2 separate regions of the Homo sapiens genome follow, and region 2 is linked to region 1. A link is a contact called in ENCODE Hi-C or POLR2A ChIA-PET data. All regions are on one chromosome and are shown on one strand. Each heading gives the region's core, a stretch centred on a gene start or an enhancer-like site at or near the end of the contact. The rest is flanking DNA. Distances are from core to core; before and after follow the strand shown.

Region 1 (3,353 bases), core at 125-2,624:
TTCTTTTAAAATGTAGTCACAACTGACTTACCCAAACCTTGTTACCAAGTTAGACATCATAACTTTAAGGTGAAAAATGTTACAGTTCCTTAGATACTCTATGCTAAGGAACATACGAAAACAAAAATGGGAGAATGTGGTCATACTAACACAACATTAAACTGGGGAGTATGCCTACTAATTTACTAATACATTGGATAGCCAGTTTCCTGTTTCGTATTCCTGACATTAGCACTGCAATGAAAAAAGGAAGCTGTGCTATTAGTTTGCTAGAAATTACAAACCAAGTCTTCTACTTACAAAGTACTTGCCTCCAGGACTCTACTAAGCCACCCAGTCATCCCAACTGTACAAAAGTTATGTGAACAAATCATCGAGAATATTGCCATTAGTTGACTCTAGTTATGAACTGATGTAGGTACACTTCCTGGAAGCATCCCCTGACACACTGCAATTGCATTCGATACCATGGATACACATAGGAAGCACTTGCAACGGGGTACTGTGTGATCCACATCCCCCTAGAGAAATTACTCAATTTTATGCATTGTCTTGTCTATCACAATCTACACTCCTAAGTTACTACCGTGATCTAGGGCCCCCTACAAAGCAAACGATGAAATAAAATAACTATTTAGACCCTGCAAAACCTATTTGGCCTAATTTTGGAACTGCGTTTCATCAGATACTTTTCCAGAATGTACGACTGTAAATGAAATATTACCCACGTTTTCCCGTTTCACACTGAAACCTGATGTGAGCGATGAAGGCCCTAACAGACCAAAAGAGTGACGCTGGTGTACATCTGCGGCCCAAAGTTCTTTGGCCTCCAGTCAGTCCCATAGGCTCCACAGAACCCTCCGGCGTTTACCCCGTGCCCACCTCCCCAGAAACTTTACAGAGATGGCCACAAGCCTTCGGTGAGACTAGAAGGCGGTGGAGGTAAAAAAAAAAAAAAAAAAAAAAGACGCAATGGGGATGAGGGCAGCCACAGTCCCGTCTCTAAGCAACCGCGGAACTGCCTGGGCACCAGCCACGTGCGGGGAACCCCAGGATCCCGCATTCCTCGCGGGGGCAGCCTCGCCGCCGCCCGCGCCCCCTCGGCTCCGCCGCCTCCGGCTGCGGCCCACGCGGCGCTCGGCCTGAACGTGAGGAAGGCGAGGGGCGGACGGACGCCGCGAGAAGCAGTAAAGAACGGAAACGCGCAGTCGCGCACCAGCAAAGCGGACCCTTTTGTAGCTTCTCATTAGCCACCGAGAGTTACTCACCTTTAAGGTTCCGGCCCACAGAAGCCGCGCCACAGGCTCACAAACAGCAACAGCAACGACTCCACCTCCCAGCGCCGCCGGCCAGCCTAAAGCGCTCCAAGAAGATGGGGACCGTCCCGGCAGCTCTTGCGGCCTGGGTGGGCAGGGCCACGGACGAGGTGGAGCGGTCCCTGTGCTCTGAGCATGCGCGGCTGCCGGGGCCTCCCAGGGACCCTGGAGTCCCGCCCTCAATCCCAAACAGATTGGGTTAAAAAGTACTCCAGGTTGTAGGGGAATGGCTGCTAGTTTGTGTTAGTATAAACATTTATTTTTAAGTATTTCTGGACGGCGTCTGTACCCCAGCCCTTCCTTTGGCCCTCCATTCATGTGAAGTGCTTTGGGTTTTTTTTCAGATATTTTCCAAAAATGTGTGTGAATACACACACACATCGTGTTGTAGTAGTTCTCAAAAAAAAAAAAAGGACAAGTGAAATTTAAAAAAAAAATCAAAGATCCATGAAATCTTAGAGTTTTGAAAACAATACAGTACAGCGTGTAAAAACTGGGTGTCTGGAATCAGACTGCCTGCTTCAAATAATGGTCCTCCTGCTGTGAAACTGTGATCTTGGACAAGTTGTTCAACTTCTCTGTTCCTCAGGTATAAATAGGGCCGGTAATAAATACTACCTAGTTCATACAATTGCTGTGAGTATTCAACTTGATGCAATATTGTCAACCTAAAGGGAAAAACTGAGGCAAAATTAATATAAGTAGACAGTTTATTTGAGCCAAGTTTGAGGACTGCCACATGAGAGCATGGATTCAAATTGCCCTGAATATATGCTCTGATTAGCAGCACTTACAAGTAGCTTTTAAAGAAAAAAGAAGAGGCAGTTCCTAAATTGTTTACCGATAACTTACATTACAATAACAAGCTATTGATTGGCTATACATTCTTCTTTGTATCACAAATTCGAAGAACATGAAAATGGATGAAGCAGGTAGTAAGGGACAAAGTGACTTGAAACAATTGCCCCCCAAGCATGGCGACTGATATAGTTTGGTTCTGTGTCCCCACACAAATCTCATCTCGAATTGTAATCCCCATAATCCCCAAGTGTGGAGGGGAGGAACCACACACAGGGTGGGAGGTGACTGGATCATGGGGATGGTTTCCCCCATGCTGTTCTCCTGGTGGTTTTATAGGGCAGTTTTCCCTGCTCTTGCTCGCTCCCTCTCACCTGCCACTGTGTAAGACATGCCTCTTCCCCTTCCACCATGATTGTAAATTTCCTGAGGTCTCCCCAGACATGCGGAACTATGAGTCAATTAAACCTCTTTTCTTTATGAATTACCGAGTCTTGGGTATGTCTTTATTGCAGTATGAGAACTAACTAATACAGGGGTGTAGGGACATGACTGAAGTCCCAAACTCATATCTCTCTGTGCCTGATAAATTCCGCATACCTCACATAGTTCAAACTGCTCTGGGCTCTTTTTTCTTTTCTTAAGGCCAATGAGAAAAAACATATTTAACAGGGTTGTGCTCAGGTAGTTTAAATTCAAATTAATTAGATTATCTTTTATCCACTCAAAGAATATTTATCTACTCTCTATTTTATGCCAGACACAATTGAAACCTTAATTCTTGTTTTGATCAAGTCAGTGAGAATATATGTATTTAACAGAACAAATAATATCAGTGTCAGGGTACTCTCATTCATCCATTCAGCTAACTGTTTATTACATGCCTGTTAATGTCCTGGTATGGAGGCTTAACACTGGGAATAGAAAGAAGAGTCAGAATCTGCCTAGAGACAGAGCCACCTAAACAAATATAACTGCTTCTTCATGTCCCACAACATCTGGGCAGAACTGCAGTACAGCCTATTATCAGAAGTCACACCGGCAAAAAAAACATTTATTTCATGTTCTCATCAGGTCCCTGGTCCTTTGCTCTCCCTTTCTTGTCTTTTCTTTTTTATCTTTTTCTTTCTTCTTCTTTTTTTTTAGACAGTCTCCCTCTGTCGCCCAGGCTGGAGCGCAGTGGCACCACCTCGGCTCACTGCAACCTCTGCCTCCCAGGTTCAAGTGATTCTCCTGCCT
Region 2 (2,979 bases), core at 96-2,595, 1.9 Mb before region 1:
AAAGCACAATTGTTAAATCTGAACAAAGGTAAGTCAGTCAAGAGGAGAAATTCACCTACTAAGAAGTGGATAAAGGAAATTTCAGCTACTAAACTCCATTAAGACTGGCAAGCGAATTGATAATTTTCAAGCATACGAAAAGGATGAAAAGTTGACATAGCAGACCTGAAATATATACACAATATCTTCCAAGATTTGTTTGAACAAACTAAAAGCAAGAGACCGTGTTTCTTATTCCACTCTTTCTACACCTCTAAACAGCTCCATACAAACGGCTGGTGAAGAGAACTTCCATACGTAACTGTATGCTACGCTAGGCACATTATATTTTGTTCAACGTCAACTGTAAAACAGATATACCAACACTAATTGATATTAAAATAAGCGCATTTTTAAAGCCCAACAACAAAGTCTTGACCAGCTGAACTACAGCTGACCAATCCTCTCATCCTCACAGAAGCCAGAGCCTTCCTCCATGACCGACATGTTCACGTTCTTAAAACTCAAGAGAAGAGAGTCTCTAGAGTTTTGTGCTAGAACCTCCGTGTTCGGGGGCTTTCCATCACACATAAGGTGAGGGGAGACACTATCAAGGCAAGTAGAGATGGCCTTAATTTGTAAAATGGGGCAAGGCGAAAACGAATCACTTTCTCCCCTGGGGTCACGGCCAAGAGGGCGCGGTCCACGGCAGGGCGTCCGGAAGAAGCCAGTGGGCGCCGGACAAGCCTCAAGGCTCCCCAGGCCGCCTCTGGAGGGTCGAGAAGGGAAAGGAGTGGACTCCTCTCGCCGGGCCGCAATGAGTCACCGCACCCAGGTCTCCCCGCCTTTCCTCCCCAAAGCTGGGCCGGGCGGGGATGTCAGCAGGAACTGCCAAGCCGCCCTTCGAGTTGCGACGTGGAACACAGGCAGGGAGGCCTTGAGGGAAGAACAGTCAACCCACCTGTCAGGTGACTGGATGGGGAAGAGTCCTCCCGCCTGCAACTTCCCGGTAACGTCCCTCGCCTAAGCCCCCAACACCAACTGTAGCCACCACCAGCTCCGCGGCTTTCCAAAGCACACAAAGAGGGATGGGCGGCGGCTGCTACGGCGAGAGCTTAGGGACAAATAGCCTCACCAGAACGAGGTCGCTCCCAGAAATAAAAGGTGGGGCCCTGCTGCGAGGAATTGTAGCCCCTCCGTGACTTACCTGTCGTAAAGCAGAAGCCGGTAGATAAAACAAAGAACCCAGTCAACCCAGGGGCCTTAAGTATTTCCGCTTTGCCAAAAACTGGAAAACTACGCCTAATATTCTCAGGCCAGGAATCCAACTTCCGCCCTCGCCTTACAAACTGACACGATCGAGAAGAACTACAAACCCCGGCAACAAGGAAAACCTGCGTGCGACGAGCAGTGCGTTCTGGGAATTGTGGTCGCTGGGCGTCGCAAGGTGTGCTGGGACATGTAGTGTGTCCCCTCCTTTAGATTTCCCACTCCAAGGCCTTCTTCCGTCGAGAAGCTTCTGTATAAAGTATTCTCGTCTGTTGATCCGTGCCCACAGTGTAGTATGTGTTATAGTGTAAGATCTTTGACCCAATATTGGCGGAATTTTAAGGTCTATTTTCCAGTGGTGAACCTGTGAATCACGCTGCTGCACATTTGGTGAAGACGTGAAGTAGACTGTTTAGGATGTAAAACATTATATATATATATGTACATACATATGTAAGTTTTAGGGAAAGAATGTCTTATATAGGCTTCATGTGGCATCTTAGGCAAAATCTAAATAAAAATATGTCAACTGACATAGCAAATAATTCTTTAGTATTTTGTTGCAGTGTGGTAGCATTTTGGTTTTCTCTCAAACAATTTTAGGAAATAAAGCATTTTGTATTATTGGACTCTCAAACCAAGCTAGAATGTTTTCCACAGTTAGATTTTTAACATACAAAGAAAACAAAAGTTACTGGAACATGAATTTACCTGCAATGTATACATTGACACACCTTTTTAAAGTTTAAATAATTTAAAGCATTATTTGGCAGGAGTTAAAGCTAACACCAAGGTAATATCTTTTCTATGTTCTAGAAAACTGATTGTTCTAGAAGTTCTAGATATTGCCCAAGTCTAGAATGAACCTTTATGATTCAAATTCCAAGTCCTTGGGCTTGTGGTCTTTTTCTTATCTTTCTCTGCCTTATCTGTGGTCTTTTGTGTAGAAAAAAATATTCTAAAAATAAATTTGAGAAAGAAAATCCTTGGCTTTCCACAGCTTTTCCCAATAACCTAACATTCAAAGAGCTTTATAGCTATGTTATTTTTTTACTTCTTTCCTAATAGTTTTCATGTATTAATTTGAAAAAAAATTATTATTGATTGCCTACCATGTGCCAGCAATGGTGATGGGTGTTGTGGTAACAGCTAAAATGGACCAGGCGCAGTGGCTCACACCTGTAATCCCAGCACTTTGGGAGGCCGAGGCAGGCAGATCACCTGAGCTCAGGACTTAGAGACCAGCCTGGGCAACATGGTGAAACCCCGTCTCTACAAAAAATAGAAAAATTAGCAGGGTGTGTGGCATGCGCCTGTAGTCCTAGCTAGTCACGAGGCTGAGGCAGGAGGATGGCTTGCGCCCAGGAGGCGGAGGTTATAGTGAGCTGAGATTACACAATTGCATTCCAGCCTGGGAGACAGAGCAAGACCCTGCCTCAAAAAAAAAAAAAAGAAAAAGAAACAAAAAAAACAAAAAACATAAAAATGCACAAAAATGCACATCCTTCTTCTCAAGGGAGAAAGGACACTCGCTCAACTAAGAATGGATGGTTCCTGACTGATGGTTTAACTTATGATTTTTTTCTCATTACAATGGGCTTATTAGAGTAAAATGCATTTTCAACATATATTTTTGACTTAAAATGGGTTTATCAGGACATAACTCAAGGAGCATCTGTATAATGATGGAATTATATAAGGAAGTCATAGAAACACCTGGAAAAACTTTTC

The links. Hi-C counts contacts between places; a loop is a spot of excess contacts on that map. ChIA-PET counts read pairs that join two places held with the same protein, here RNA polymerase II (POLR2A). Pooled maps may share reads with other maps.
Region 2: a loop to region 1 is called in a map of CD8-positive, alpha-beta T cell, with 16 times the contacts of the local background. The contact joins the promoter of DYNC1I2 here to the promoter of SSB in region 1. A Hi-C loop is called at or near these places in 1 of 168 maps with a recorded cell type or tissue (CD8-positive, alpha-beta T cell) and 7 of 50 pooled maps. POLR2A ChIA-PET finds 5 or more read pairs at or near these places in 1 of 52 experiments (naive thymus-derived CD8-positive, alpha-beta T cell).

Annotation. Positions count from the first base shown.
Region 1 is chr2:169,796,892-169,800,244 of GRCh38, reverse strand. SSB (small RNA binding exonuclease protection factor La) reads right to left here and starts at 1,374. Exons shown (of 12, transcript NM_003142.5): 1 at 1,269-1,374. RefSeq lists a silencer at 940-1,139 and an enhancer at 1,091-1,591.
Region 2 is chr2:171,685,835-171,688,813 of GRCh38, reverse strand. DYNC1I2 (dynein cytoplasmic 1 intermediate chain 2) reads right to left here and starts at 1,345. Exons shown (of 18, transcript NM_001378.3): 1 at 1,187-1,345. RefSeq lists an enhancer at 1,175-1,344.